Regions from separate parts of the Homo sapiens genome. Here region 1 is linked to region 2. Evidence: chromatin loops called from intact Hi-C (ENCODE). Cell type or tissue: heart left ventricle. All regions are shown on one strand. Each heading gives the region's core, and the rest is flanking DNA. Links, peaks and the distances in the headings are about the cores only. Region 1 overlaps TMEM273 (transmembrane protein 273). Region 2 overlaps VSTM4 (V-set and transmembrane domain containing 4).

What was found. A loop is a pair of places that touch in the nucleus more often than their neighbours do. Peaks named below come from ENCODE experiments on the same cell type or tissue, not always from the same donor. Only the 100,000 strongest peaks of a DNase experiment are listed, where the experiment ranks them.
Region 1: it touches region 2 in a loop (9-fold over the local background); 4 of 110 quality-filtered maps call a loop at or near these places.

What each region holds. Positions count from the first base shown.
Region 1 is chr10:49,150,004-49,166,270 of GRCh38, reverse strand. It overlaps TMEM273 (transmembrane protein 273), which reads left to right. Exons shown (of 7, transcript NM_001288740.3): 4 at 475-505; 5 at 988-1,066; 6 at 4,649-4,672; 7 at 10,362-11,535. The coding sequence ends at 10,379. FAM170B-AS1 (FAM170B antisense RNA 1) reads right to left here. Exons shown (of 6, transcript NR_038973.1): 6 at 14,724-15,466. Among named protein-coding and RNA genes, the nearest start is that of FAM170B, 24 kb to the right of the region's middle. In heart left ventricle, for the core only: a CTCF peak has its summit at 4,496; no DNase peak of the experiment used is centred there.
Region 2 is chr10:49,072,862-49,089,128 of GRCh38, reverse strand. It overlaps VSTM4 (V-set and transmembrane domain containing 4), which reads left to right. Exons shown (of 8, transcript NM_001031746.5): 3 at 3,106-3,174; 4 at 11,803-11,910. Among named protein-coding and RNA genes, the nearest start is that of VSTM4, 35 kb to the left of the region's middle. In heart left ventricle, for the core only: no CTCF peak of the experiment used is centred there; DNase peaks (open chromatin) are centred at 5,703, 6,167 and 7,398; H3K27ac peaks cover 2,308 bases.

The sequences.
Region 1 (16,267 bases), core at 4,410-12,409, 77 kb before region 2:
GCACCCAAAGTGCAGTATTGATTTGCATCCCTTCTCTCAGGGTATCATCCCCAGACTCATCCTCTGTTGTATTAGATGGCTCACTGCAATGACGGTGCAGTTTTCCATGGGGTGCTTCTGGGGAGAATAGAGCCTCACTGCCTTCCTGGAAGACGTGATTATGATCCGTGAAGATAAGCAGAAGGGGCTGGTCTGGGCCGGGAGAGGAGGAGGCTTCCGAGATGCTGGCGTGTGCATCGCCCGAGGGGCTTAATAGGCCATGGGAGTTTGCTTATCCTTGAGTTTGCTTATCCTTGTGTATCCCCACAAATAAGGGGAGGAAACAGCCTCTTCATCACATAGCAGCCAGGCCCCGGGTCTCTCGAGGGCAACCGTGAGTGAGAGGACCAAGGAGAGGGAGGTGAAAGCTCTAGGGAATGCTCTGCACCTCTTGTCACACGACCCCCTTCCTAATGCCCGGCTTTCTCTGTTTAGACACCATCCCGCTAAAGAAGAGAGCCCCAAGGTAAGGTCACTGCCCACACAGTCAGGGAGAGGTATCGTGTTCTCTCCTGTCTTGACCGTGCCACTCCCTTGCCTGTCATCCCCAGCCTTCTCTGCACTCTGGCATGCTTTCTAGGTGACTAGAATGCACCTCGTGGTCCCCTCCTTACACTCTCTCCTCCTCTGGACCAGTGGGCAGGTGTCACAAGAGTGAGGGCCACAGGCTACAGCCGTCAAAGGGAGTAGGGCTCGCCTCTGCATAGCCTGGATTAGATCCTGTTCCACCCCCACTCAGACCCCTTCAGTGCATACCCCTGACTTTCAGAATGAGGCCTCCAGCCCCTGTCACTTGGGAGGTCACACGTGGTTTGTCCCAGGTTTCTGGGCTTCCCTGCTGGCATCAAGGTACCCTGCTCTTCTGCACAGAGCCCACGTCCTCAGGGACGGTCCTGCCTTGGGACCTTTGCACTTGCTGTTTTCTGTAATTGGAATGCTCTTTGCCAGAAAGCTGCAAGCCTCGACCCTCTTTTCCTTCAAATCCCTGCTTCAGTGTCACCACTGCATCATGGAGGGCCTATTTAAGGTACAATCCCCTCTCGACTCCAGCCACCATTCTCTTCTCTTTGCTTGGCTTTAGTTTTCTTTATAATTCTTTGCACTAGTTGATGCTATACGATATATTGATTTGTCTATTTTGCATGGGTTTTTTTCTAAAATGTAAGCTCCGGGCGGGTAGGGTCTTCCTTTTCACTTCTGTAGCACAGCACTTAGCACAGTGCCAGGGACAAAGTGGATACTTGCATATGTGTTGAATGAATGAATAAATAACTGAACATGAGGCCATGGGCTAGGTGCTGGGGGTCAAGGAGAGAGAAGTAGGACAATCTCCCCCAGTCTACAGGGGAGACAGGCAGGTCCCAGGTGGTGGCTGCACAGTGGGGGTGGGGGTCCCGGGAGGTCTATGGCAGGCTAAGCATGTGTTGCCTTGTGTCTTGGGGGTGCAGAGGGCTGCATAGCCACTAGGAGGTGCAGGGGAGCCTCAGGCTACGTGCGGAAGGACTAAGAGAAGCTCATGAATGCAGAGGGAACCCTAGTATATGTAGGCATCATGGGTAAAACCTGCCGCTGACAAACATGCAGTGTGGCAGAAGCAAGTGTTTCATGTGACGATATGGAAGGAAGCGCTGGAGAGATAGGTAGTTTCTATGCATGTACAGTCAGAGGGGCTTGTGTTAAGCAAAGGAGTCTGAAATCTGTCCTGAAACTTCTGGTCACCTACAGATGGGTTCTAAGCAGGGGAGAGAGAGAATATTTTTTGTTATATGGTGGCATGGAGGAGGGCCCAGCTGCAGCCAGGAAGATGTGCTGGAAGCCCGGACAGAGACTCAGGCCTGGTGCAAAGCCCTGCTGGAGTAAGTCCAGGTGGAGGCAATGGAAAAAATGAAAGATGGGAACAAAGTTAAGGAGGAGCTGGCCCAGGGACCTGGGATGAGGGACTGAGACAGCCACTGGAGGAGAGAAAAGAATCTAGAACAGCTCAGAGTTTTCTCTGAGCAGGTGCCCTTTGGGAAGTTGGTGGGGGAGCAGCTTTGGGCAGTGAGCTGGGTGAGATGATATTTTTTTGAACATGGTGAGCCGAAAGTTTCTGGACACTTCCATGTAGAGGAGATGTCTAGTAAGTGGCTGGCATTTAGGACAGAGGTCTGGGTTGACACAGGGTTAGTGGCTTTTAGAAAGTACCCAGAGCCCAGTCTCACCCTCCAGTTCTTCCATGGGACCAGGGACTGGGTAACTTCCAAGTAGTGTCTATTGAAGGAGCGGATGGATTAATGGCTGCATGAGGGATGAACGCATGGTGCATTGTGGCTGCGGGTCATGACTCATCAGCCCTCATGGAGTCATGCGCTTGGGATGAGCTGGACATGGATTTTCTTGAGAAGTTCACTTTTTTTGAGGATTTCTCCTCCTACAGATATTCTAGTTTTCAGCAGTGGTTTCTGATTGTGAAGCATTAAAGCACATTTCATCAACTCTGTCTCCCAGCACCCCATCTCTCCTTCTGTTTCTGACTCTCACTCTCCTTCTCTCTGTCCCCTCCCATGTCATCCCCCCACCCCAAGTTTGTGTCAGTCCACTGGGTCCTGGGCTGGAGAAGACAGGATATATAACTTATCATCCAAGACAGCACTTTGTGAGAGTGAGAAGAGGCTCTGTAAAAGTTGCACCAGGATGATAGGTGTGAGCCTGGACTGTCCTAGGGAAATAGGGATGTGTGGTCAACTTAGATTGAGTGGGCCTGTGAAGTGTCCAGGCCCCGGTGGCCACACAGCACTCCTCTTGCTGGCCATGTCACGTTCTCTGCATCTAGGGCATGTAACCAGCTTCAGGGGGTTTTGGAAATGTGTGGTCGAATTGGGGATATTTCAGGTTGAGGGACCAGAGATGCCATATGTCCCATCTCTCTCTCTCTCTCTCTCTCTCACACACACACACACACATGCACATATTCACACACCCAGACCCACATTGGCTGAAGTTGTCACATTCCTTTTTATAGAAGAAACATGCCGAACTGCTCCCAGTGCCCCCAAATCCACTGATGCGGGAGAGTAGAGTTCCATGCTGGCCAGCTCTTCACACCCCTCCCTTCCCCCCGCCCTAAGAGGCCTTTGCCCCGGGCAGCTCTGTGTTCTTCTAGCCCTAGGGGGGTTGGCACAATCACAGGTTCTCCTAAGTGTGCAGCTGCGGCACCTGGCCAGGAGGGTGTCCCAGTCCCCGCTGACCCAAGGGCAGCACTCAGATGGCTGTGGGTTGGGCGCTGAGTCAGCATCTCCCACCATGGAATCAGGGTGGACTGGCCATTATAAGGGTTTTCACACAGGGCTCTTGGAGGACATGAGGAGGCCATGGATGGAGTCTGGAAGGGTGAGAAGGATTGACTTCCTAGAACCTTTGTTGCCTTTGTGGGTCCAGGTAGCGGTAGCATCTGTGGTGAGGAGTGCAGGAGGAGTCTGTTTTGAATGGATGGGCTGTGTTGGCCATGGCGAAGACCCTGGCACCATGTGGCCTCAGGGGCCCTCTGCTGGGTGCTTAGGTACCCAGGCAGAGGACACAGACTGCTGTGGCCAGCTCAGCCCCTGTGGTCAGGAATATTGAAACATGTGGAGATTCTAGCACAGTGACCTTCTCACCACGGGGAAGGCTCTAAAGTACTAGAGCTCCCCCCAGCACAGGGACGCTACCTTGACCATCTGAATTCCTGGCACACATTGAGGGGGACTTTGAGTTAAGGCACTTTGCTTTGCAAATCGCCAGACCTTGAAGCAGACCATGCTTCAGGGACATCTTAGCCACGGACTTCACATAGAATGAAATTTCACAAAGCTCGATCCTTAATCCTGTTGTGTGTGTGCGCACGCATATGTGTGTGTGTGCATGTATTGCCTGTCTATATGTGTGTGTGCATTTATTGCCTGTGTATATGTGTGTGTATGTGCATGTGGCCATTCATGATGGACTCTGACACACATACATCTGTGTGGGATGATGCTGCTGTGAGCAATACAACACAGACCCATTTGAAAACACTGCTGAATGAGCAGTCACTGTGCTTTTTATGTTCTTATGCATGATCATCTAAGAGGAGCGTCTCTGTTATATGTGTTTTTTGGAAGTTCTGGGTTATTTTGAGCTATCAGGGCTATAGAAGGCATTTTCCATAATCCAGGAAAGATGGCTCCAATAGTTATTCAACAATGAACTTTCTGAAAGCGAAGTTCATGAGAAAACATGAAGGGATGCTAGAGGAAGCAAGTGGGTGAGGGAGGCAAGAAATAAAGGCCAGGAGAGAGGGAGGCTGGGAGGCAATGGCTGGATGGGAGTTTATACCCCTGATAATTAATACATCGCCCTCACCACGTGCAGGGAGCTGTTCTTGGCAGGTATCGTAACAGAGCTCCTCTGCAAATAGAGGGACTTTCAGAGAGGAGAAGCAGGATTCGAGTTTCCAAAACTAACACTAGATGGAGTCAGGCTGAGTCATGAGGAAGTCAGACCCAAAAGAGCAAGCTAATGACAAGCAAGCCACTCTCTTGCAGCAAGTTTTGCATTGTCTTTCTGGCTTCTAAGGCTTAGGCAATGAACACCCTTTTATCTTGTTTTGCAGGCGAAACCACAATTTCTCCAAAAGGTGAGTTGTAAGAGTGATCACTTGTCTTAAAAGGAGGACAGGCAGTCTCTGCCCCATGGGGCTGCATGGGTTTTCGGCATGACCTCTCCCTCCCCTGGCCACGTGGGACGGGCAACCATGGCATGGCCAGGAGCCCTCATGCCAGGACAGCTGTGAGACCAGGAATCAGCATCACCTTGGGACATGATGGTACTTGGCAAGATTTAACATGAAGCTGTGGGGCATTTGCCCAGTTAGAGCTGAGAAAATGGTTTTAACAGGATAGGTAAACTTTTTTTCATTCTCCAAGACCTATCCTATGATAGTGTCCAATCTAATAATTAGCCAATTTAGTCCATTTGATGAAAAAAATTCCCAAACATCTCTTCATGTCATCATGCTATCAGTTTGGCTGGGTATTTGCATCTCAGTGCTGCTTTGGGGTCTCGGAGAGGACGAAGCCTGTATGTGGAGGGCCGGTCTACAGAAGGGGACAGGATCTCGGACCCCTGATTGAATGAGCCTATGGATGAAGACTCCTAGGAATGAAGGCATCTTCACCAGGGTTTTGAGAATCATCATTTCACAATCCACATTCCCCAGCTTGGCTTTTCCTCACCTCATGCCCCTTGCATGTGCCAAACCCACTGAGAATTTGCTCCCTGTCTGACCAGCCCAGGATGGTCACACAGGCCTGGGGCAATCTCTTGACCTCACTCTCCTGCTTTATGAAAAATTTTCAAATCCAAAGAAAAGTTGAAAGAACGGGACAATCAAAATATATACACCCTTCACCTAGGGTCACTCACTGACACGGTGCCCCCTTTGCTTTATCTCTGTGTACATAAGCCTTTTTTGACTGATCTACTTGCAAATTAGTGTAGATATCATGATATTTCACCCCTGAATACAGCACCATTGTGTTTCCTATTGTGTATAATCACAATACAGTGACCACTCCTAAGAAAATTAATGCTAATTTAATATCATCTATTATACAGTCCATATTTAAATTTCTCTGGTTATTTCAGAAGTATCTTTTATTGCTCTATTTTTTATTGTGCTATTTTCCAATCCAGAAAAAATATTTGTATTTATTTTGTCTTTTTTTTAAGTCTCTTTCAGTATTGAACAGCCCCTCTGCTTTTTATCCTTATGGCATTGTTAATTGAGAAGTCCCTAAGCCCCGTTGTCTTATACAATGTCCCATTTTCTGGATTTGTCTGATCGTTTTCTCCTGAGTAGATTCAGATTGAAGTTTTTGGTCAGAAATACCATGAAGTGATGTTGTGTATCTTTTGTTGTATTGCATCACTGTTGGTGATGCTTCGTTTGCTTGGTTAAGGGAGTGACCACTAGATTTCTACATTTGTAGAAATTAGAATTTTCCCCTCTGAAATGAATAATACGAGGGGTGGCACTTTGACACTATGTGAATATCCCGACCCCCAACAATTCCTCACCTAATGATTTTATACCTATTCATGATCCTGCTTCAAGCAGTTTTTGCCATTGGTGATTACAAAATATTGACTTTCTAATTCCAGCATTTCTTCTATATTTAATAGCTGACATTCATCCACAAGGAAGCCTTTTTATTCTATCTCCCCTTTCTCCTTCTTTTGTTGAGGATTATTACTGTGGACTTCAAGGCATTTTAATCCATTGCCATCATGATTCTTTCTGAAGCCCAAATTGTTGCAAATTTGGCTAGTGCAAGTCACTTCTTGGTGGCCTCTGTGCCCTTTAGACAGAACCCATTAGTCTTTGAGCACATGCTAGACTTCTGACAACACAATATCTCAGGCTCACCTTGACCTGCTCCCAAGGGTAGCACAAGGGTCTAATTTTCCCAAGGGTCCCTGTTTCTCTCTCTGTCTCTCTCTCACTCTCTCTGTCTCTCTCTCACTCTCTCTCTCTTTTATTTTAATTTTTACTGTGGAATCATTTTTAGAAACTAAGATCTGGGCACAATGTGTGCTCAGGGCTACTGAGGTGTCATTGCTTCTAGGCCCTTTCAATGGGCAGAGTCACGAAACGTGCATTTAAATTACACACTCAATATCATAAGACTTTTCCTAAGCTTTCCCTAATCCATGTGTCTAGATTGCCTTCTCCAAAGTAAAAACCCTGCTTTTCCACCACATAATATTTTTACTCATTTTCTCTATTCTATAATACACACAAAATGCCTCCAGAAATTAGAGCACTATGCAGCTATAGACCCACTCAGTAAACTTGCATATTTCTTTGCAGTGGCTTTTACCCTTAGAATTTAGCCCTCTAGGTGTGCACAGCCAGAGTATTGTGTTCAAATGAAATTAATTATATTCTCTGTGTGGTTATGCTATCAATTGGATAGAGAGTCAGAAACACTTGTTTTAGTGTGTATTATATTTTACTATTTCCTGTTTTAATCTTTTAAAATTTTAATTTACATAGTTTTCTTTACACAGTTTATCTCTGAATCGTGTGTCATGTACACGATTCAGAGATAAACTATGTAAACAGATAAACTCAGAGAAGTGTTTCTCTTGTAACTGTCCACTCTACCGTGTTCCTACCTACTGCTTTGAAGTTGCTATTTTCAATAGTTCCTGGTTTATTCTTTCTGTGATACTTTTACAAAAATATATTTAATTAAAAACACTTTTATATAGACACACTTTTTAAAATAAAATTAGAAGATGTTTACATATAGATGTATATATCTGTGCATATATACTTTTCCCAGCACTTGGATGGTTTTATTGTTTACTTAGATGTCTGATCCATTTGTCATTTATTCTGGTGTGTGGTATGAGTTAAGATCCAATTTTTTCTTTTTCCCAAATGGCAATTGAATTATTCCGATACTATTTTTTAAAACCACCCTATTTCCCCAGTGTTTCATTTGCCTCTTTTATAATGTTCTAAATTTCTGTGCGTACTAGGGTATTTCTAGGCTTTATTCTCCATTGGTATTTGCGGTTATTCATGTGCTGAGAGCTTCCTGGAGAGGCTGAGCCTAGAGAGGCTTCCTGGTGTGCTCTACCTTCTGGTGGGGCTGGTTCCCTCCACCCGCACACACGTTGTGCTTCCTTTGCAGGGGACATTCTTGCTATTTTATTCCAGCTATTCTTTCATATTTATTTTTCCGTATGAACTTTAGAATCAACTTCAGAATCTTTCCACAGAAACAAAAATCTTTCATGGTGCGGGAGCTGGGGGAGGTCCCAGTGGAGAATTTTATGATGATTGCTTTGTGTTTTTGGTTATTGGGCTTTTGTATAGACCAAAGCAAAGAAAATAAAAACAACACACAGAAAAAAAAAAAGAAGCAAACATCCTGGTATTTAAATTGGGGTTGCATTATATTTACATATTAAGTTAAAGATGATTTACTTCTTTACGATGTTAAGTGGCTCTCCATGGAAAAGAGATAATTTTTTCATAAAAAATTATCTGATTTTGTGTGTTTCTGTTTTTGTGTGTTTCAGGAGAGTTTTCAGATTTTACTCTTATAAGATTGTCATATTTTTTGTTATATTTATTCCTAAGTATTCTGCCTTTGCTGCTTTCAAAATGGAGTTTTTGCCATTATGTCTCCTACCTGGTCATTGATTGTATTTTGATTTTGGGGGATTATGTTAGCATTATAGGGGTTGCCTTGTTGAATGCTTTTATTCTTTGTCTCTGTTTTCTTCTCCGTCCCTTGAGTTTTTATGATATTATGTCACCTGCCAAAATACAGATCTTCTTTCCCAATTCATATGCCTTTAATTGTCTTCTCCTCTCTGATTGCATTGGCTAAAAACACCAATGTTAAATAATAGTGGAAAAAGTGTGCATACAACATGCGTCTGCCAGACTTTGATGGGAAATCCACTAGTGGTGTCCATCAAGTAACATGCTGGCTCTAGGGCTGAAGCACACATATCTTATCATGTTAAGGAGCATTCATCAGTTCCTATTTTACTGAGTTTTAAAAATCAGAAATGTGTGTTGGATTTTGCCAAAGATTTTTTTCAGTATTAGCAGGCATAAATGTATCCTAACCAGATGAACCCTGGGGCTAACCAGAATGTATAGGAATCCTCATTATTAGTTTTACTTTTGTTTCTTTTTGTTCTTCTTCTTTCCTTGTTGGTCTATGTGATTCTTGGAGGATGTGGTCAAAGATTTGGGTTAAGTAGCCACTAAATCACATGGTATGCAACATGCTCTTGCTCTTTCTCATGATGCCAGCCCGGAGTACCATGCAGCCTAATTCACCTACTAGTCCAGCCAGCAGATGCTGCCCTAGACTCTGCCAGCCTTATCTCATTTTCTCCAGATCGTGCCTGGCTCTCTGGTGGCTGGTGACACACCCATCTGCAGAGGTATCGCTACCTGTCAGAGAACAACTTCATCCATAAGGTAGCTCAGCAGTGCCCCTTCTTCTGCTCAGGGCAGCCAGGGGTGGGAGGAGGCTGCTCTCTTGGGCTGCCCATCTACTCTGGGCATTGATATCTCAAGTGCAAACCTGGCTAACTCCAGCTTCTTTAGATCCCTTCCTTATCAACACCTGAAGGGGCCTTTTAATTCAGGGCTTGTTAAAGGCACTAGGAAGGATGAACCCTCTGCTCAGCCTCTGGGCCTCTAAACCCCATTTTCTTCTGAACCTTCCATCTTTTGAAGGAGAAAAAAACCCCTGACGGCATTTGAGGCCCTTGCTTGGAATCCCTCCCTTTACTTTTCTCACCACTTCCTCTCACCATATCTTGCTGGTTTCCAATGTCTTTCTTGTCTTTAACGTTGGTTCTACTGCCATCAAGCTCTATATCCCTGACCATTACGTGTGTCCTTGGTCCTCAAATATGGGGTAGTCAAATATGTGCTGTCTGTTTTATGGCCTTTGACGTGGCTTGTCCCAAAGATGCTTCACTCTGTCCCGCCTTCCTGCTGTTGCTGCCCCATCTCTCATGAGGAGATCTTAGCTGTCAGGAGACTGTGACTGAATATACACAATGGAAAGTCATACACAATTTTGCATCATTCAATGTAAGCATATATACCATTCTATTATATTCTAGATGTCTATGTGAAACTACAGTGAGGGTGTGAATTTGGTCTCAAGGCATGGAGGTATAAGTGAGGCCCTTCGCAGGGTCTGCATCCTACTTTCAGTCCACATTCTATTGTTTCTGAGTCTGGTTTGTTGACTCATCTTCTCTTCCATGTTTCCCCTTTTTTAGACACCTATGCTGCCCTTCCCTTTCATCAAAGCTGGTACACCAAGCACAGAGAAGTCTCACCCTCTGTAACAGCTCGTAGTTCAGATGTGAAGGCATTATTTTCCAGTTCTATTCTCATAGGTCTATCTATCTTGTTCCTCGTAGCATCTGGCCAGATCTGTGCAAATTCACCAACTACAGAAAGTGAAAAGTTTCCCAAAATATGCCTATTAACCTCGAGGAATGACTTCTCTTTTTGTCATCAAAGTGGATGAAGTTTTGTTTGCCTTGGGTTTGGCAGGCAGAAAACAACTTCCAGGTTGAGCTCTCCCCTTTACCCAGAAGCCACTGGCCTTCAGTTCCTTTCTATGTTGCACAAGGAAGTGGCCCACCTTGCAGGCTTTGCTGATGAGCTTTTATACCTGTTTAATTGTGTGAATTGCATAAACACATGCAATCATTAGAGTATAGTTGCTCTCTCAATAAGTCTTCCAGATGGTTCTCTTCCTTTCCAGAGATGCACAGGTGATTGAGCTGTAGGTGAGCAGTGACGTGAAGAGGGGTTCTAGCCCCGTGGAAAACAGCCCATGGTTAACATCTCAGGATGTTCTGCATTCAAACACCCAAGGCTGGTAATGAACTTTCACATGGACTGAATATTGGAGGCAAATAATAGAAGGAATAGAATATACAGTGCCTCTGTCCTGAAGGAAAATATCATGCCTCTTCTGGAAGAAACGGACTGCACAGAGGAAGGATTGAGCAATTTAGCCTGCAGTGGAAGAAGGTGGACACCAAAAGCTTCACCCTGTGTTGGAGCTGTTCATGCTTCCATGAGGCCATGGTGTCCATGTCCGTGGAACCTACCACAGAAAATGGCTCATGAAAAGGGGAATCCGACCCAACACACAGCTTCCTACACACTGCCATCTTATCAACAGTTAGGCACTACTTTGTAGAACGATTAGCTTCACCCTCTTAGCTGCCAGGAGATCCCTTCTTAAAGATGGACTATGTGAAGATTCGGGAGTCCTGAAACATGGGGACTCCGGGATGGTCTCTAGCCCTATCGATGATGAACACTGGCCTTCTGGAGGGGAAATGGCAGTCTGGGCTGGCGTGGTAGGAAGGGCTTTGGTGTTCATGGAATGGGCCTGCTGCTCTCAGACCTTCAAAGGATGGAACCAACGAAGGACCAAATGAGAAAGCAGATGCTGTGCCTTGCAGAGGGCCATGAATGTCAGTTATTATTTTTCTCCTTATACAATTATTTTGTGGTTATTATTACAATGTACATGGCTGTTGCATAGAAGACATGACTGGTGGAGGCTGAGGAAAGCCATGACATTCTACAATTGCCATCAGGCTAAGGCCCCGTGAGCATTTCTCTCCCTTGTAATATTAACCCTGTATTTCTGGGATCACATCACGGAATATTCTTTGCCTTTCCACTTTCCAGGAAATCTCTCGGACTGGGCTACCCTCCTTGTGTGTGATGAAAGATGAGCTATATTTCAGAACAAAGTGCTGTGTTGTCATGATTTGCCTGGACTCCCAGGGCGTCTCTTACCCAACTTGATAACGATGCTGTTCATTAGCAGCCTTTGTTAACTGATAACCAAGAGCGGTAATGTGATACTCATAAGCAATTTTCTGTGTGTAGGATAAAATAAACCATCTTGTATGGGATCTGCTAATTGATTTGCTTCCTTCAGCAGCATTTTAATTAAGACATCTAGTTTGTGAACGGCAGAAACACTTGTGAACTGAAGGTGAATGCTCCTGGAATTTCAGCCATCGTTTTATCTTCTGTACACACAGCAAAACCTCAGTGTTCTCTCCCCGACCCCACCTCATGACATATTTTCCCAACACCACCACTGGACTCTGGTTTTGTTTTAGCCCCACACAAGGTTTCCCAAGTGAAAAACAGAGAGAATTATGCTGAAGGCCAGTGTCCTCTCCTTGGGTCATAAACGCTGACATCATCTGGGAGGCAGATGGGCAGGAGGCCCTGACATTGAGGTCTCTCTGGCTTACACTCCAAACCCAAGCTCAATATCTTCCTTCTGGATGTCCTTCTAGTCCTATTGGAAGCTCTTTGAAGCCCCCCTCAACAGCTCTTCTCCATAAGAGTAGCTCCTGGGGATGCAGGGTCCAATGGGCAGTAGCTCTTGGAAGTGACTGAAAGGAGTCCTAACAAGCCATTGGGTCTGCAGTGTAGCCTCATGAGTCAGGGCCATTCCAGCATGGTTGCCTCACCCTGTGGTTTGACAGTATGCTAGCAGAGGCCAGAGTCTGGACTAAGCCCCATCCTCCCAGCCTTGTAAGTTCTGGGACCCTAGGACACATACAGCTTCCCCCAACACAGCCCACCGCAGCATGGAGAACATCATGCCCTAAGGGAAGGGGACAAATTGTTCTCAAATGTCAGGAGGAAGAGTCAACCTGCACAGGGAAGCAGGTCGCAGATGGCTGCAGCCAGCCAGGTTCTAATGAAGTGGATATGGTTTAGGGCCTCCAGGATTCAGTACGGGAAGGAGGGGAAGGTGAGATGGGACAGGGTTATCTGGCAAGGTCAACAAATTAAAAATCATCTATATATATATCAATCTATATAGTTAAAAGTGTGTTTAAATTGAATCTATACAAATTAATACATAAATATGTGTATGTATGGGTGTCCTTCTCTGTGTGTTGAAAGTACACGTATCATGCAATTTTAGGAAATAAATGCAGGTTTGGAGGAGTTAATAATACTCCTTTCTAAGCAGGCAGGGTTGCTTAGACAGAGGGATACTGAGCTGAACAGAGCCTGAAGATGCAACCTTTCCATCATCAAAGCTGGAAAACAGCTGAGAGGCAGACAAGCTAGGCAGTTGGAAATAAAAATATCAGCACTATTGTGACTTTCAAACGAGTCACGGCATGCTAGCATCCCTCTGCAGCCTCTAGAGTCCCTGCAGCATCCATGCTGCAGTCCAAGCAGGAAGTGAGCATGGCCCAGGTGGAGTGCTGGCAGCAAAGAGGCAGAGAATTGGGGGTGAGGGTGGGGTTGGGATGGACCTTAGGGGAAGAGATGCCAGCACTTGCTGGTGGATCGATCTGTCAGGGAGGCAGAGGGAGTTCAGAACAACCCCAGGTTCGGGAGTCATTGGATGTGGAGAGCCTGAGGAGCAATGGCCTTAGAGAGCTCTGCAACTGGGTCTTGGGTCTCCTAGGCTATTGGGGAGGCAAGGATGGGCTGCATTTGGAGAGAGTGAACCTCACCTTTCTACAGGTGTTCAAACCTGCAAATCAGGGTTAAAAGCACGTGTCAAAGATTATTCTAGAACATGCTCTGGGATTTATGAGAGAAGATGGGGAGAGCCAGCTTGGAGGCTCCTTTCCCCTGAGATGGAGTGTGCAGGTTGGCTGCTTAGACAGAAAGAGGCTGAACTGGGCAGACCTGAAGATGCAGGCAGAAGGGGTAGTGGCCTGCGACAGGAAGTCCATACCGGGCCAGGTGCAGGCTATGACTGATTCTTTCCCTTCTAAGTCATTTGTCTTAATCTCGGATTTGTCAAATTAATTAATCATCCTTCAAAGAATATGATTTTTCATGAGTAGATTATCATCAGATGACAAATGAGTGGCACATCTCCCAGGCTCTGTATACAGATGCAGAGAAGTCACTCAGGCCTTGAATGTCCCAGCCCCCCTTAGCAGCATATTCTATGTCCCAGTGTTCACTATCCTGGAATTTTAACGGACTCATGACTGTCTTTTCATTTGTGGCCCTGCTCTGTGCAGTACAGAGCAGTGGTAGAGTACATGAGCTCTATAACCAAATGCTGCTTTCTGAGCTGGACAAATTATTTAATGGTGCTATGCCTCAGTTTCTACATCTGTGCAGTAGGCTAATGGTTGTACCTACTCCATAGGATCTTTGTGAGAATTAAACAAGTAACGTGTGTAAAGTTCTTAGCACACTGACATGTTGTCAGCACTTGGTAAACATGAGCTATTACTTATCATTGGTTTGAGGCAACTTTTACACAATTCCAAAATTCAGAAGATGAGATTATGGAAGTTTCTGTTTCATTCTTAATTTACATATGTATATGTATAGTTTTTTTTTTTTTTTTTTTTTTTAGACAGGGTCTCACTCTGTCGCCTGGCTGGATTTCATTTTCACAATCACTATTCACTGCAGCCTTGACCTTGCCAGGCTCAGATGATCCTCACACTTCATCCGCTTGACTAGCTGAGACTACAGGCGTGTGCCACTAATTTTTGTATGTGTTGTAGAAACAGAGTTTTATCATGTGACCGAGGCTGGTCTCCAACTCCTGGGCTCAAGAAATCCTCTTGTCCTGACCTCCCAAAGTGCTGGGATTACAGGCATGAGCCACTGTGCCCAGCCTCTTTATATATTTTTAAATAAAGTTTTTATTTTAGAACAGTTTTAGACTCACCCAAAAGTTGAGAGCATAGTTGAGAGAGTTCTCGAATGCTCCACACCTAGCCTCCCCTGTTATTAACATCTTTCATTGGTATGGCACATTTGTCACAATTTAATGAGCCAATATTGATACATTATTATTGACTAAAATCTACACATTATTTGGATTTCCTGTTTTTATCTAGTATCCTTTTCCCGGTCCAAGACCCCATCCAGACCACCACATGACATTTAGTCACAGCATTGCCTTAGGCTCCTCTTGGTTGTGACAATCTCTGAAACTTTCCTTGATTTTGATGACCTTGACAGTTTTGAAGAACTCTGGTCAGGCATTTTGTAGATTGGTCCTCACTAAAGTCTGTCTATTTTTCTCATGAAGATAAATTTCTTTTAAGCTAAGTTTAACATAAAATTGATTATAATTATGCAAAAACCAAGTGTTCACCAATCTTTATTATTGCTCATAAAATTAGCCAGATAGCTGGCAAATCCCACTTAAGTTTGAACTGGGTAGGCTCAGTAAAAAGGAAAACTTTGCCTGTGTAAATAATGCAAAGCAGATGTTTCTAATGAGTGAGGGGCTGCTCTGGTTAGCATCATGCAATTGCCATGTGCTTTAGGTAGCAACACAGTCCGGGAGAGCACCTGGGGCTCCGTGTAAGGCAGGGTAGATTGGACACTGCTGTCTTTCCTCATCAAGAGAACACCAGCCACCTGTGCTCACCCTGTGGCTAGGAGCTCCTGGTAGTGTGCTCTGAGCTCTCCAGAGACATGGATCAGAGCTGCTCATTATTTATCTCAGCAAAAAATGAACCATAAGGAAGCTTTTACAATGTGGTTCTGATCTTTATCCTGTTTCCTGAGTTTAATTCAAGAGATGGCAACAAATTGTGAGTCAAGCACAACTGCTGACTGGCAGAAAAGAAATTGAAACCAGGTCCAAGAATCACCCCAAACATGTTCTGATGGGGTATTTGCAGCCAGCAGCAAGGGCTCTACTACTGACTGACTCCAAGGGGTGGTATTTTGTGGACTTCTTCCCACAGCATTCAGAGGATGGGGCTGTGGATGGTGCTCTTCTCACCTCCGTTGGCTTCTGAGGTCTGCTCTCATTGACGGCTCCTGCTCCTCCTGTCAGCCTTGACCTGGGTTCCTTCTGTCCGGATGGAAGTGGCACTGACAAACATAAGGAAATGGTCAGTCTCAAAAGGAAAATAAGACACAATGGAACAGGAGAAAACCTTCTCAGGGGATGGTGGCAAGCACCTGTTATACCCTGTGGATACTTTACTCATGTAAATTATATCTGCACTCGTAGCCTAGCTTTTGTAGACACAGCTGCATGCACTCTAACAACCCACCATTATGATCAGTGTGCCCCTTTGTGGATGGAATCGTTCCTTCTCACAGTTCAGAGTGTGGGCCTAATCCAGCTGGCTAAGGTCTAATTCCTCCTGGCCAATTGCTTACTATCTGTGCGCAACCCCTGACAAGTGACTCAACTTCATCTTAGTTTTCTCGTTTGTAATGACCATGATGGCCCTAGGGGGTTGCTATGACTTGCCAAAGAGTTATTGCATGTAAAACACTTGGAATAGTGTCCAAAATGTGTAGGTGCTCTATAAATGTTCCCTCTTCTAAAGTATGGTATGAGACACCATGGGAAAAAACAAGGAAGACATAGATGTGGCCTTAACAGAGGAAACCACAGGCAAACAGGGTAAGTGAGTGCTACTTTTGAGGTGTGAACAGGGTGCTGTTGGATCCCAGGAAAAAGAGAAAATCACAGTGGCCAGCAGAGCAACATCTCTGTCTGGACACAAAGGAGTTTGTTGGTCAGAAAAGCAGACAGGGCATCTGGCACCTGGCAGGGTGTCTGGCACCTGGCATGCCAATGCCTGGAAGCATGAAATCACATGGCAAGCTGGGATGGGTAAGTAAGGACATTGCTGTGCACAGAGCTGCGGCTGAGTAGAA
Region 2 (16,267 bases), core at 3,917-11,916:
ACAGGAAAATTAAGTGACTTATCCAAGGACATAAAACTAGCAAGTGGCAATTGAGTCTTTCAACCCTGTGAGCATGTGTTTGCCAAATTTTAAAAGGCATACATTTCACCCAGGGGATTTGGGCTTGAAAGCAGATTCTGATTCAGTAGATCCGGCATGGGGCCTGCCATTCTGCATTTCTGAGGAGCTCCCGGGTGACACTGACATTGCTGGCCCGTGGACCACATGTGGGGTGGTAAGGGTCCACACCATGATGGGTATCCTTGGCCTCCTGGAAACCAAGCTCCTTGAAGATATATGTGTATTGTTCATCTCCGTGTTGTCTTCATCAGGACCTTCTTATCCTTATCTAGGCTTGATTAGCTGAAGCCATGGAAATCCAGCCAAGCTTTTTCAGGAGAGAAGTGGGCACAGTCTAAGGGTGCAAAGCTCTTGGAATGCAAAGAGAGTAAATACAACATGCCAGGCCTTGTGGGGCCCAGAGTGCCATCAAGCTTTGGCCTCTCATCTTCCCTCTGCTATGCAGGTTCTAGGCTCCGCTCCATTCTGCTCACTTGTTTTCCAACATGGCCACCCACAAAATCCACTGGCTCTTTCAATCTCAGGGCTCACAATAACCACATGCACTCTGTTTCTTATTTTAAGTGTTTGAAGGGGGAATCTGGCAGTCAGTAGATTACAGGGGCTATGGGTATTGAGCAGGTCAAGGAGGTTGGGTGTGATGGACAAATTGTCTGATGTATCTTAGATCACATGCAAGGTCAGATATTCACTAAGAGCTCCTTCCTGGAGGTCCAGGTTGCTTCCTTTGGGAGGAAGTCAGAAAGAAATATATAATTCATATATTTTACCAAGCACCTATCAGCTGCCAGGCAATGTGCCCAGTGATAGGAATACAGAGGTAGAAGATATAGCCACTACTTTTTAAATAATTTAAGTTCTAATGGCAAAGGAGTTCTGTGATCAAGGCAACCTCTCAGCAGAGCAAAGCCCTCCTCCTGAGAACAATTAGGAAAACTGAAAATAAAGTCTATCAGCACTTCTGCTTTCTGATTCACATATCTACATTTCATAAATATATTTGTATTATATAATTACATATATATGTATATATACATATATTACATGTGTATATACACATATATATTACATATGTATATATACACATATATATTACATATGTATATATACATATATATTACATATGTATATATATACATATATAACATATATAATTATATATATGTGCATATATATCCAACTATCTTAATTGTTATCTGAAGGACTAGATAGGTAGTTAGATCACAGAGAAAAGCAGCAAAGTGAGCCCAATTGCTGGAGACGTTTAACTCTAAGAAACTCACTCATACTTAAGCAGTGCTAGTTGAGAGAAGCTATGGAGAAAGTGACAACCAGTATGTTTAGGAGGTGAGTTAGTTTTTGGCAGTTCTAACAGTGAGATAAAAATTGGGAGGTTGTGGTAAATACCCCAGGATTTTTGCTGGGGAACCCTGAAGGACCGAATGAACCCTGAGTAAGGGCAAACCAGAAATAGAGCGGATTCTATAAAAACTGAAAGCCTCTCAACAGTTCAAACCCTGATTGGATTAAAGTGACCATCCCCCTACTCTAACTTCCTATCAGGGAACCAAAATTTTATCTAGAGTCACCAAGATTTTCTATATACAATGTCTGGCATTCAATTAGAAAAAAGTTATCAGGCATTCCAACAGACAAGATCTAAAGCAAAAACAGATAACAGAAAGGAGTCTATGGGAAGTGCAAATATGAAAGTTTATCAGGCATAGACATTAAAATAATATGATTGATATGGTCGCAGAATTAGATGACAACCTAGAGAAATTCATTAGAGAACTGAGATATCTACAAAAGAATTAAACAAATAATATAGAACTGAATAAAAAGAATAAATGCAATTAAGAACTTAATAGAAGGGTTGTACAGAAGGTTAAACACAGATGAAGAGAAAATTAATGATTTGGAAGATATGTCAATAGGAAATATCCAGTGCAAGGCCCAGAGAGACAAAAGGAAGGAAAATTCAGAATTGAGATCATGACAATAATAATACAAAAGTTTGTGGGAGAGGCAGTAAATCGAATTTAAGTTCTAGGCCATCTTTGCCGTATTTCTTGTCTCTTTTGTTGATTCTATCTCCATTCAATTCTGGTCCTAGATTCTCTTGTCTAGAGCTCTTCGTTGTGGTAACCCCTGAGCACATGTAGCTGGGTAAATTAATTAAACTTAAATAAAAGTAAAAATTCAGTTATTTGGTAAGACTGGCTGCATTTAAAGTATTCAGTAGCCACATGTGTCCAGTGGCTGCTGTATTGGACAGTGCAGATATAGAACATTTCAATAACTTCAGAAGGTTCTATTGAACAATAATCTCATTCCGTGATATTTTACATTTTTCATCAGTCTGTTTTCTAGATCTTTACCTATGATGATGTTACCCCTGTACATGGAAACTTTCCGTGGGCCCAGACTCCTTTAATGTGATGTTCAAAGTTTCACACAGTGTAACTCAATTCTGTTTCCCTGCCTGTTGAAAGCAGGCAAAATGAATTCAGTGATCTACCATTACCTGAAAGAAGACAAAATGTTCTCACAATTAGATGCCTGTGGCTCTGTGGGTCTGTCTTGCATGGAGAATGGTGCTCAGAGCACTAACCTTGAGTCATCTGATGACTTCAGGTTCCTCTATCCAGGAATACTGGGACAAGTACACTACATTTTAGAAAGATTCCCACTAAAATGGTAAAATAAATCATGTATTAATTATTGGGTTTGCCACTGGGAACTTCTTATTTTTCAAGTCTATGGGGCAAGTGGGGCTTTTACTGAACTGCATCCTGAGCTTGCCATTTACTGGCTTTTAAACATGGATGACTTAACTTCAACCTCTCCTGTGCCCCTTGTTTCCCAACTGTTAGGTAAAGTCCTTGCACCCCTCCCTAACATGTGAGTTTTGACAACTAAATGTGGTTTTGCAAATGTAGAAATTGCTTTGTAAATGTAAGTGCCATGTGTACCATGTGGCATTATTTTTTCATACTGTGCTGTTTCTTTTTTGTCTTTCAGTCATTTCCCTCAAAGCTTCTGAAGAGTCATCCTTTGAGAAAACAAAAGAGACTTGGGCATTTTTTGAAGGTAAAGCTTGTATATTTCTTTTTTTTATTGCTCTATAGTTGCTTTTTCTTTTTCTTTTTTTTTAAATTATACTTTAAGTTCTAGGGTACATGTGCACAACGTGCAGGTTTGTTACATATATATGCATGTGCCACATTGGTGTGCTGCACCCATTAACTCGTCATTTACATTAGGTATATCTCCTAATGCCATCCCTCCCCCTTTCCCCCACCCCACGATAAGATGCAGCCTCACTTTTAGACAATAGGAAGGAAACAGAATATAAAGAAAGGACCCTAACTTCTTAGTTTTTAAGTTGTTTTCTTGGTCTAAACTTACTCAAAGTGAGATGGAAATCCCTGACAGTATCAGCCCACAGTTTTGAAAGAGTGGAAGTTAAAGCACCAGTCCACATAATTTTTGTTTGTTTTGTTTTGCTCCAGAATTCCTACTCCCAGGTGATATTAGGGACGAATCTTCAAGTGATATAAAAATGATAAGTACCTCTACTGTGACTACATTTTATTTCAGGTTGCTTAAGGAGTTTGGGGTTCTAGAAACAGTTTGCAATCCTTAACCAAGTAATTTTCAACCCATGCTAGAATCACTCATGGAATGTTAAGAACATGAATGCCTGGACCACATCTCTAGAGATTCTGATTTAATTGGAAGTTGTTAAAAGCTCCCCAGATGATTGCAGCATGCAGCCAGGCTGAGAACCATGGCCTTGGAACAGTGGTTCCCAAAGTGTGATTGCAGACCGGCAGCATATGCATCACCTGGGAGCTTGTTCCAAATGCACATGGCTGTGCCCTGCCCTAGCTTATAGAATCAGAAATTCTAGGGATGGTGCCCAAGAAATCCGGGGTTTAACAAGACATCCAGGCAATTCTGATGCACATTCAGGTTTGGGCCTTAGGGCAGGGGTTCTCAACAGTGGGTGACTTTTGCTACTCCAGGGTACAGTTGCCAATGTCTGCATGTATCTTTGGTTGTCACAGCTTTTGGGGGTACTCCTGGCATCTAGTGGCAGGGGCCAAGGATGATGCCAATCCTACAATACACAGGATAGTCCCCATGACAAAGAATTTTGGCTCCAAGTATCCAGAGTGCTGAGGTTGGAAAACCCTGTCTTGGAGTAAGGAAAGTTCGGAGAAATTATTATCATAAAGTGGGTGAGGATTATGATCATAAGCAATTAAAGAATGCACTTTGTGAGTTCTCTGGCAGAGCTTTGGATCAGTGAAAGGCTGATTAATGTTCAAAGGTGGTCAGGAACTTTGTAAAGATTATGTCTGGTGATGGTACAACATTTATTGATGAGGAATGATCTAGCCAAAAGTCTCTAAGGAGAGGCACATGTCTTGAGGCCTTACTGTCACCCTTTGTTAACCCATTGTATGATCTGGCAGAAGGAGGGCCATCCTTAGGGAGCAAGTACTTGCTTTCAAGCTCACCCCTTCCAATGCCTAGTTATAAAGCAGTAGACTGAAACACATTCTGTCTTAGGAAAATGTAACTTTTATTGTGAACATCGTTTGCAGACCATAAGGTGTCACCCACATAGGCCTCTAGGATTAATTGTTTTGTTTTGTAGTCATAAATATTTTGTTTATGAGATTGCACTCATGAGAATCCAACAGTGATTCTTTGTATTTCCTGATGTTTCTCTGCATTTTTGTAGTTGCCTTTTTCTTTATTTGATGACTGCCTCCTAGTAAAATAATCCCCATTTCTCCCACTCAGCCTCTCATTAAGAGAATGCCTACTCATTGGCATTGGCAAAGAAATGAAAATGACTTTACTTCTCATAGAGTGAAGCAGTAGTAAGGGCAAGGTTTACCTTTCTCATTACTATTTAGTAAAATTGAGGCAACCCCATTGATGTTTGCCCCATGTCTCTGGAGCTGCCCTGTGACCAGGCACTGTGATGGGTTGGGATATGGAGAGGGCCTGGCTGTGGCAAGGGTAGATCACTAGGGATGTGACAGCTGGAGCCTTATGTATCATCAGATGCATCAGAATCTTCCAGGGAGACTTCAGGCTCCAGCCCCTGAGGTTCTGGTTATAACATTAGGAAGGGATCAGAGAACTTTCAGGGCCACAGGTGATTCCTATGCAAGTGGTCTGAGGACCATACTTTGAAAATGCCATGGTGCAAAAACAAGACCATATATTTGGAAAGATTGTGGCATTTAGACCCAACATACCCCACAGCATAATCAGCATTTCTGAAACCCTTTGTGCAATTAACAGTATCTCATAATTCATGTGCAGCTATAGAATGTCAGGGTTACTCCCGACCTAACTCTCTACATGAAATCTGTAGCCCAGTATGTGCTCTCTTCTCAACAGAGAGAATCAGGCCTCATCCAAAAGCAGAACTGGCATTCTCGCTATGTGTAGTGCCTGCCTCAGAGCAGCTGTTTACAGACCAATCTTTTCCTATGATTTCGGCAGCAGCAGCGTCTCCGTGCTTTGCTTTTTTAACCCAGCCGTAGCTTTGGCGAGGTTAGAGGTACAGTTGAAACTCCCTGGCGCATGATCCCAGGCCTTTTGCCCTTTTGTTCCTGGACGAGAGAGCTACAGTAGGGGTTGTGGATGGATATCCATCCTCCTGGGGCTTAGTTCATCCTGGCTGTGAGCCCACTGCACAAAAGAGGCATTGATTGTCAGGCCTCTTTGTGAGATGCTGGAGTGAGTTAAAATCCTTTGGGGCTATCACTCAGGTATTTCACCCTGAGCAAGATGGTATTACAGGCTGGATTAAAAAATAGAAATACACAGCCTTATGTCTCAAACTGCTATCTCCTGACTTTTCCATTTGCCCTGGAAATGTACAAGACTGAAGCTTACTTTCTTGATTCAGAAAGCAGGGGAGAGCGGGGTTCCTGGACTCTGCTGAGGGGCACTGGGGTCACTCTTTTTCAAAGGAGCACTGAATATACCCCTGCTGGGATCAGGGTTGCTGGGCAACAGGTGCCATCTGCCTGGCCCTGGCTTGGTGGGGCTGTTTGGGAGGGCGGGAGCTGGCATGCTGACATTATGCACCCCAGTCTTGGCCTGTCTCTGCATGGGCAGCTGCTCCAGCCTGCCAGCCCTGCCATCTGCTTCAGGGAGGCCTGGGCATTTTCTACATGGCAGCTTGCAGTTGAGTCTAAAAATGGCAGTGATGCCTTTGGAAGTTCAATGGCAAAAGACAAAACTGTAAATGATTTAAGAGAAAGGGAATGTAACATGATTTTTAGAATTATTGTGGGTGTGCAGCTATATGTGTTTTTTTTTCTTTTCCTTTTGTTTTTGATGGAGTTTTGCTCTTGTTGTCCAGGATGGAGTGCAATGGCATGATTTTGGCTCATTGCAACCTCCGCCTCCTGGGTTCAAGCAGTTCTCCTGCCTCAGCCTCCCAAGTAGCTGGGATTACAGGCATGTGCCACCACACCTGGCTAATTTTTGTATTTTTAGTACAAAAATTTGTACTAATTTGTTTCACCATGTTGACAAGGCTGGTTTCGAACTCCCGACCTCAGGTGATTGGTCTGCCTCGGCCTCCCACAGTGTTAGGATTACAGGCATGAGCCACCATGCCTGACCATATGTGGTATTTTAAAAGTGAACTCCAGATTTGATTAATTGCAGATATTTTGTTAAACTCAAGCCTTTGTTGAAAGGTCTGGCTTCAACCTTTCAACCAGCATTATTTGGCCTAGTCTGAGTTTTAAAACTTTTGAGCCAACATTTTATAGAGAGATTTTTACATAAAAAGGTAAAGGATGAATTGGAAGATCTGGCACCACTGGGCGGGCATTCCAGCCTGAGAGCAGTGCCCTGGAACTGAGTGCGGCAGGGCTTTGCATTAGCTGACATGACAGGAAGGTGACTCTGCAGTCGTAGGAATTTGTGACCCTGGCTTCAATGGCTCAGAGTTTAACTGTTGTTTGCAGAGAACAGCCAGGGAGGGGGGTTTTCATGTTTTGAGTGGACACAGCAGGGTGGTTATCTTTATGCAACAAAAGGAATGCTTGTAACAGAAGGGAAAAAAATTCGGAACATAGGCATACTGGTTGCTGCTCAATCAAGGGGAACTCAGGTGGTCTTTCTGAGCTTTTCTTCTCCTGCAAGGCAGCACTTTTTACAGATCTGTAGCTTCAAGAACAAAACAGAGAGTGGCCATGACCGGTCTTGTGTGTGTGGGGAGCCACACGCAGGCAGGAGGTGCCCGCTGGCTGGTGTCCATAACTGGAGGCCTGTGTGTTTGGCGGCCAGCTGAGCCTTCCAGAGTCGCCAGATGTTTTCTGATTCTGTAGCCCTGGCTGCCTGTGGGGAGCCCCCTTTGAGCCATGTTGAGGAAGCTGTGAACTGAAACTGTAGCTTGGGCCTTTTGAAGCCCCTGACCTCCTGCCTGGGCAGAGTGTGCCCCAAATGTCTGCAGCATGCTGCTAGGGACACTTGGGGAGAGATGCCTACTGCGGTTCTTACCTGCAACCTTGTCCCTCCTGGGTTCCTGCTGTTCTGAAGCGAAGGAAAGAGCTCAGATGAAGAGGTGAGCTTGTGGATCAGCTGCTGTGCTCCATGGGCATGGAAGCTTTTGTAAGACAATTTTTCTCTCCACTCCATGAATAAGACTAAAGGCAAGTTTCTCTGCCTTTTGGTCTGGGGACCACATTTGCATAGTCCCTTCCAGGCAGGTGCTGTGTTCACCTGCCTGAGGTTCTGTCGGCCTGGCAGCCTGACTGTGTTGTTCACCATCTTCTCCTGCCAGCAAGGGCTCTGCCATCCTGTTCTGGAGTAGTTTGCTGACCAATGTGGAAAGGCAGGACTGGCCGTGGGTTTGCTGGGTTGTGGCCATCCTGTGCCCTGGGATCCTGCCACAAATCCTGGTCTGTGAACTTTGCTCTGTCCCTGAGTTCGTCATGAAGTGTCTTGTCCAGAATCCAAGAGTCCTGTTGCTGAGTTTCACACTGTTTAAATGGATGCTGCAGCCTCTCTCCTAATTCTGACCCCTCACAGAGTTCTCCACCCTGTTAATCTACAGAGCCCACACATCAGAGACACAGGCATTTACTAGAAAGGCAGTTTTGATTTTTAGCTATGTGAGAACTTTCTCAAGCTCCTCACATTCCATCAGCTTCTGGACCTCTCTAACCTGACTCTGCCCCCACCAGCCTACTGACAGGGCTTTCCTCCAAGACTTTCCCAGTAGCTTCCTAGGAGCAAAACAGAGTGGATGTTTTCCAGCAGTTGATGCTATTAAGGCATCCTTCTTACAGTGCTTTCTTCTGGGCTTCCAGAACTCTCGCCCCAGCCCTCCTCTGCATCCATGACTAGCTCTGATCCTTTGTAGGAGACTCCCTTCCACACACCTGCCCCTCTCTCCTTAAATGTTAGTGCAGATGCACCCTTCACCTGCTACCTTGCCCTAAGGCACTTTCTACTTATTTTATTTTCAGTCCAGACATCTAAATTGCCAAGAGCAGAAATCTATTCAAACTAGCTTAGGCAAAAATGCTGACTGCCTTAAGAACACAGGAAGATCTCATAGACTCCAGGGGCAGAGGTTCTGCTGGGCTTCCCTGGGGCCTAGGCCAGGGAGGGGAGAGTCAAAAGGAACCTGAATGTCTGATTCCATTTCATGCCCCCTTTCTTCTCATTAACCATAAGCCTGACCTGCTTCTCCAGGCTCTCCCTGGGAGCCAGCCACCTGCTACTCCCAGTAGGCTTGCTTTTTCAGCTTAAGCACTTAACTAACTGCTTCTCCACGCCACAAGGGCTTTACAAATGTTCTTTTCCTGTTGACTCAGCTATTCCACTTCTAGGAACTTAATCTTGAGAACATATTGTGAAAGTTGTACTAAGGTTTAAGTTCATGAATGCTCACCACAGAATTATTTATGATGGGGAACAGGTAGAAACACTTTGAGTAGCCAATAGTAAGAGATTGTTAAATCATTGCTGATATATTAATATGATAAACTTTTATCATATTTTTCAAAATGATTCTGAATCATTTTTGAAAAGAATTTATTGAGAAAATGAGAGAAATTGAAAAAAGATGTGAAAGTATATGATCTCAATTTAAAAATATATGCATATTCATCATAAAGTATACCAAATATTTATTAATAGTAGTTATCTCAGGGTGACAGGATGGCCGATGGCTTTTTTTTCTATACATTTTTGTATTTTTTGTTATTTTAAATACAACTCGGTGCAGAACTCTAGCCCTCTTGGAAGCTTCTCTCAGCCTCCCCAGGCTGGGCTGGGTGTCTCTGAGTGTTCCTGGTATTGGACACACGTTCTTATTGTTACACTTACTAAGTGGTCCTCTATTTCTTGAAGAGAAAGCCTTTGTGTGTGCATTTTTATCTTTCTTGGACTCAGGAAAGTACTGACCATGGCTGATAGTAAATGTCTGTTGGTTGTAGAAAGTTAAGTCAACAGAGAAACATTTTTGCTAAGTTCAAATAAATGCCTGTGGCATTTTTCTTCAAAGATGGTTAGAATAATGCTTTTGGCTTCCCTTTTCACTTTCTGAGCAGCTTGGCATTGTATTGATCAGACTAATGATAACGTTGATTATTAGAGTTTAAGAAATGTAAGTATATGTAGCTGGGCACTGAGTCTCATGCCTGTAATTTTAGCTACTCAGGAGGCTGAGGCGGAAAGGTCTCCTGAGCCCAGGAGTTCAAGGCTGCAGTGAGCTGTGATTTTATCACTGCACTCCAGCCTGGGTGACGGAGTGAGACCTTATCTCTAAAAGAGATGTATGTACATGAACATGGTTTAACTGTTCAACTTAGACAACTTTTTATTTTGAGATTATTGTAGATTAATATCCATTTCTGGCCAGGCACAGTGGCTCATGCCTGTAATCCCAGCACTTTGGGAGGTGGAGGTGGGGGGATCACCTGAAGTCAGGAGTTCAAGACCAACCTGGCCAACATGGTGAAACCCTGTCTCTACCAAAAATACAAAAATTAGCTGGGTGTGGCGGCGTGGACCTGTAGCCCCAGCTACTCAGGAGGCTGAGGTTGGAGAAATGCTTGAACCTGAGAGGAGAAGGTTGCAGTGAGCCAAGATTATGCCACTGCGCTCCAGCCTGGGCCACAGGGCAAGAAAGAAAAAATCAATTTCTAAAAAATCATACACAGAGATCCCTTGTACCAGTTTGTTTCCTTTACCTAATGTCTCCCAATGATAGCATTTTGCAAAACCATAAAACAATATCACAAACAGGATATTAACATCCATACAGTCAAGATACAGAATATTTCTGTCATTATAAGTGGCCCTTGTAGCCAAACCCATTTTCTTCTCACCACCACCCCCTTCTTAACTGCTGGCAACCACTCATCTGTTCTCTATTTCTATAATTTTGTCATATCAAGAATGTTACATTGATGAAGAATGTCATATCAAGAATGTAACCTTTTGGGATTTTTTTTTTTTTTTCACTCAGCGTACTTCTCTGGAGATTCATCCAGGTTGGTGTGTGTGTCGATAGTTTGTTCTTTTTATTTCTGAGGATGCTGTGGTGTGGATGTACCACACTTTGTTTAACTATTCACTTGCTGAAGGATATCCGGTCTGTTTCCAGTTTTTGGCTACCCAACATACATGTACAGTTTTCCATGTGAACTTAAGCTGTCATTTTTCTGGGACAAATGCAAGGAATGCAATTTCTGGGCTGAATGGTTGTTACAGGTGTCTCCTTTGAGAAACTGTAAAGCTCTATTCTAGAGTGGCTGAGCCTCTTTACATTCCCACCAGCCACGTCTGAGTGACCCAGTTTATCTGTATCCTTGCCAGCATTTGGGGATGTCACTATTTTTTATTTTAGCCACCCTGAAAGGCATGAGGGATATTTTACTGTAGTTGCATTTTGCATTTCTCTAACAGCGATAGAAGTCAAACATTTTCTCATGGGATTGTTTGCCACCTGTACATTCTCTTTAGTGAAATGTCTGTATTTTTTTTTTTTTCATTTCTCCAACAGGATTGTGTGGTTTTTGCTGTTGAGTTTTTAGAGTTCTTTAGAGTCTGGATAGTAGTCCTTTGTTGGATATGTGGTTTACAAATATTTTCTCCCAGTCTGTTTGACTTTTTATCCTCTTTATATGTTTGTTTACAGAACATCAGTTTTTAATTTTGGTAAAGTCAAGTATAGTATGTCAAGTTTTACTAATATAGACGGTGCCTCTTGTGTCAAGTCTAAGAACTCTGTCTATTCTTAGATCCCAAAGATTTTTCTTGTGGGTTTTTTCTGAAGTCTTCTAGCTTACATTTTACATTTAGGTTTGTGGTTCATTTTGAGTTAATTTTTGAATAAAAGGTGAGGTTTATTTTAGTTTTATTTTCTGCCAGTGGAAGTCCCATTGACCCAGCACCATTGATTGAAGAAACTGTCCTTCCGCCGTTGAATTACTTTTGCACTTTTGTCAAAAATCAACTGAGCATGCCTGTGTGGGTCTATTTCTGGGCTCTCTGTTCTGTTTCATTGATCTGTGTCTGTCCTTGCACCAATACCACACTGCCTTGTTGACTGTAGCACTGGGATTTCAAATATTCCAATTCTGATTGTTCTCTTGCCAGCGCACTTCTGCTGCGGCCCCCAGAAGGCTGACTCACGTGTCTGTCCTTGCCTTTCAGATCTCTATGTGTATGCTGTCCTCGTGTGCTGCGTGGGGATCCTCAGCATTCTGCTCTTCATGCTGGTCATCGTCTGGCAGTCTGTGTTTAACAAGCGGAAATCCAGAGGTAAGAAAACAGATAAGGTCATGTCTGGGATGGGAGCACACCCCGACCACAGACGGGCGGAAGATGCTAGACAAAGTACCACCTTGGTGGAAAAGTGCATTGTGAGTCAGGGATTATTTACCTGTGACTGTGGGCAAAGTGAGCAAGCTGTGTTTCCCTTGGACTCTGCTAAAATACACTGTGGCCATCATTGACATCACTGAATTTCCCCTTTCTCGGTTTCTGAGGCCCCTTCCTGCTGTCAATCTCCCTGAAGAGTCTGTGGCATCAGATGAGCCTAGGGTTGGATTTTGACTCTGCAGTTTGAGGCTGAGGTTTTGGGCAAGTTCCCGAGCCATTCTGAACATGGGTTTCCTCATTTATGAAAGGAGATTGACACCCTCTTCCCTCAGTGGAATGTTCTTATGAGCGTTCACTGGCAGGCAGGTGGCACTTGGGAAGTCTCCCCAGTTCTTTCCCTGACCAGTCTGAGAGTTCCCTTCCGTCTCCTTTCACTTTGGTGTCCCTGTTTCTCTGCACTCTGCCTTCAGCCCCTTCCTGCCTTCCTCTCAGGAAAGTGTAGTTCTCATGACTCTCATATCTCTATGAACACTGCCTGATTTCTCGAGAGTCTCTGCTTCTCCCCGAGCCCCGATTTCACTTGCCCAGCAGCTCCTGTTGGAGGTCTCCTTTGAGAGCCTCTCCCTGCATCCTGCTTCAGAATCTCCAAAACAGCTTGGGGACACTGTGGCTCCCAGAGATGACCAGGGTAAGAGCCGAGCTCTGGAAATGGACCGACTCCGGTTCCAGTGGCTCCCTTACTTACAGGCTGACAACCTCCTTCTGTGCCTGCTTTCCTCATCTGCGACATGGAGGAGGCAGGAGTGCACCAGTCTCAGGCTCATAGTGAGGACTAAGTTACCAAAAGAAAGATGCTAAAACCTGTAACACAGGCTCCAGCGAATGTCCTGCTTTTATGTTGACATATGGCTCTAATTATACACAATAATTGTCACTGTTAGCTCAAGGTCATAGAGCTTGGAAATATTAGATTCAGTGGTCACAGTTTGAGGGGCCACTCCAACAGTGACTCTGTGCAGCATTAATGCAGGGGTGTGGGCAAGCCTAAGGGACAATGAGGGAGGTGACACATCCAATGACAAGTACCCATGGGATGCTGTTTCCATCCTAGACCTTAAGGGACAAGGAGAGGGGAGGTTCCTGGAATGCACCATGCGTTAGCTGCAGCTTTGGGAGAGGTGTCACCATCAGGGGTCTGCAGAGAGGGACTCAGCTCCTGACAAACCAGGAGGCAGCTGGGAGGGAGCCAGGATGGTACACTCCTCAGGCCCTCTCCCCTCCCCACTTTGGATCTCCTGCTGCTATTGCCCTTGGTGCCACCCACCAGAAGCCAGGGGGTCAGGAACAGGAAGGTGCCTCCAGGGCTGAGCAGGCTGGACAAAGGTGGACGGGGATCCAGAGGGCAGTGGAGAACTCCAGCATGCTCCACAATCGGCAATGGGGCAGAGGCTGTAGCATGGGTGTCTTTCCTCTGGAGCCTGTGCTCTCCCACCAGCCTCTGCCTGTGTCTCTATGCTGTCCTTCAAAGCCAGCTCCAGGGCCTTCCCCTGCAATACCCACCTCCCTCATCAGTGGCAATGCAGCTTTTTCCTGTTCTCAACCCCTGAATACTCTTGTGAGCTTGTGGCACATTGCACTTGTGCCTTGGCATGGGCCTTCCTTCAAGAGGACAGTGTGAGAGGCAGGGACCACACATTCAATTCATTCTCCTTGGAATGTGGCTCAGGACAGATGCTCAGCACATGGTGGACAAATGGGTTTATTTCCCACCTGCCTTACACCCAACTGTTGGAGTGTGGAAGCCACATAGGCAGTTTCCAAGCTGGGTATGCTCTGAAGGCACTTTTGCCTGGGCTCAGGGGCATGATCGAGAGTCTGCACTGGCTGCAGGCCCTGCTAGGCCCTAGACAGGATCAGGGAAACAAAGAAGGGCCAAGAAGGGCAGACTGGGACATGTGCAAGCACCTGGCATCCTCCTCCAGGCCTCACAGAGAGGCTTCAGAGAATGGGGATCCCAGCTGCCTCATCCCCACTGGAGTGGGCCTCAGATGGTCCCATTTGCACCTGTGCACAGTGCCTGAAAACCCTCCCCAAACCACAGCTGTCCAGAGCGTTGTCTGAGCACCCGCTGTGGGCCAGGCACCTCATATGGCCCCTCCATGTGCTTATGTGACCCTGGATGAGAGCGACAATGCTCTTACCTGACAGCACAGCTGAGGAGCTTGAGAAGGCCCTGAAACCAGGGAGCGGTAGGGTGAAGTTGAGCCCCAGCCTCTCAACTGCTGGAGTGTGGAAGCAACATAGGCAGTTTCCAAGCTGGGTTCCCAAGCCTCTCATGTTTCTATTCAAGAAAACCTTGGCTATCGGGGGCTGACCTTGCCAAGGGAATTTTTCTTTAGCCCTCCATGGCAGTTGTTGCTGAGGCTCTTCCAAGACAGCTCTAGCCAGTACCTGCATCTCCTAGTAGTTTGGTTTTGGTTGAGTGCAACTCCCATTGGCAGGGCAGGTCTTGCCCCATGCACCTCCAGGAGCCAGGCATCTTTCAACTCACTGTGGGGCCAAGGATGGAGGACCGTGCATGATGGGCCTAGGTAGTCTCCTTCAGCTGGGCCCAGGAGTCTTAGAGCAGCCCTCCCCAAAACTTCAGGAGCAGACCGTTCACGTGGGAACCTGCTCAAATGCAGATTCTGATTCAGGATGTCTGGGGCAGGCCTGCAATCCTACATTTCCAGCCAGCTCTGCTGCTGGTGTGAGGCCATGCTTGGAGTAGCAAGGCCTTAGAGCTGTTCTTCTTACCTCTATCCCATCAAGCATCCTGCTTTTACAACAAGTATTTTGGAATGATCTCTACTATTTTAAAATGAAATTCATAGATGAGCTATACTATGTGTACCCCCTCAAATCAACTTAATGCTTTATAATTAAAGGAAAAATCAGAGGAAAGCAATTTATAGCACACTGAGACAAATTCTAGTATTACACCTCTTCTTTGAATCAGTGTGAATTTCAGAGAAGATAATAATCCTTTATATTTGACGCTTGAAATAAACGCTAGATAAGCACCTGTTTGTATATGCGAAGACTCAACATGCAGGGGACAAGGATCAGCATAGACAGACACAGATGGGCTGTAATATCCAGGAGAGGCACTGCCCATGGTGATGGGATTCCTAACATCCCAACTGTTGGTAGGGTTTTTAATGAAAGAAAACACTCTTCAGCCAATTTGCACACCCTTTAAACATTCATTGTGCATTAGCATGGAGAAAATACACACCTTGTGTTTCCACATAAATTGGACTTAGCTTCCAGGCTCTCATGAATGGGTTTCCTCTTTTCTGCATGAATGTCAAGAGGGTTACTCAAAGTCTATAGGAGAAATCTTCATTTGTGGACTTTCCTATATATCACAGATGTCAAGCTTCCCTGCCATGGCCTATCAATGGTCAAGGATTGTCCCCAATCAGTGCTATAATCAGAACATCCCCTGAGCGTTCCAAGTTGTCCTGTGGTTGGGGGAAGGGCAGGATTGTTCCCCCTGGAAACCATGGGCTTTGAGCTGATTATTCCCAGGTCCATTGAATTGGAGGAAACAAGGCCTCTGGGACCCCCTGAGACAGGCTCAACAAGGGAGTCATGGTGCAAATGGAACACTGTCTGTGAGTGATTCTGCTTCTGCCATGCTCTGTCTGGGGTGTAAGTGGTCACATCAAGCCCCTGTGTCCTAGCTGAGAAGGTGGGGATATGCAGAGCAGTGGCAAATTGCCCAGATATTGCTCAGGACCCATACCCCACTTCCTCTGAATCTAAGCCCTGTACCTTCCACTGCAGGGCCATAGCAGAAGCCGTCCTCCCAGAGCCTTGGCACCACTGCAAGGGGTTTTGAGGGTGTTCCCTCCCCTAGATGGTGCCCAAGAAGGTTGCTCAGGCTCAGGTGGTGTTCCAGAAGCAGATTGGCAGGTAGATTTGCTGGTAGATCTGCATGGATCTGTAGATCCATGAGGCCTGGACTGTTCCTAACTTTTTTTCTCTATGAAATTTAATAACAAAAATGATATGATAGGACAGAAAGGATATGATAAATATGGCCTTGTTTTAAGGTGGTCAAGACTTCCTTCCTGGCTTTGAAGGTATAACTAAGAATAGTTGCCTTTCCTGTCAACACACACGGGTAATCCCAAAATGTTCAAGGTATCTCTTGCTGAGTAACAAATCACCCAGGAAGTAGTGGCTTAACACAACATTTATTTGTTCAAGATTCTGCACTGGGCTGGGTGCAACTGGGTGGTTCTTCTGG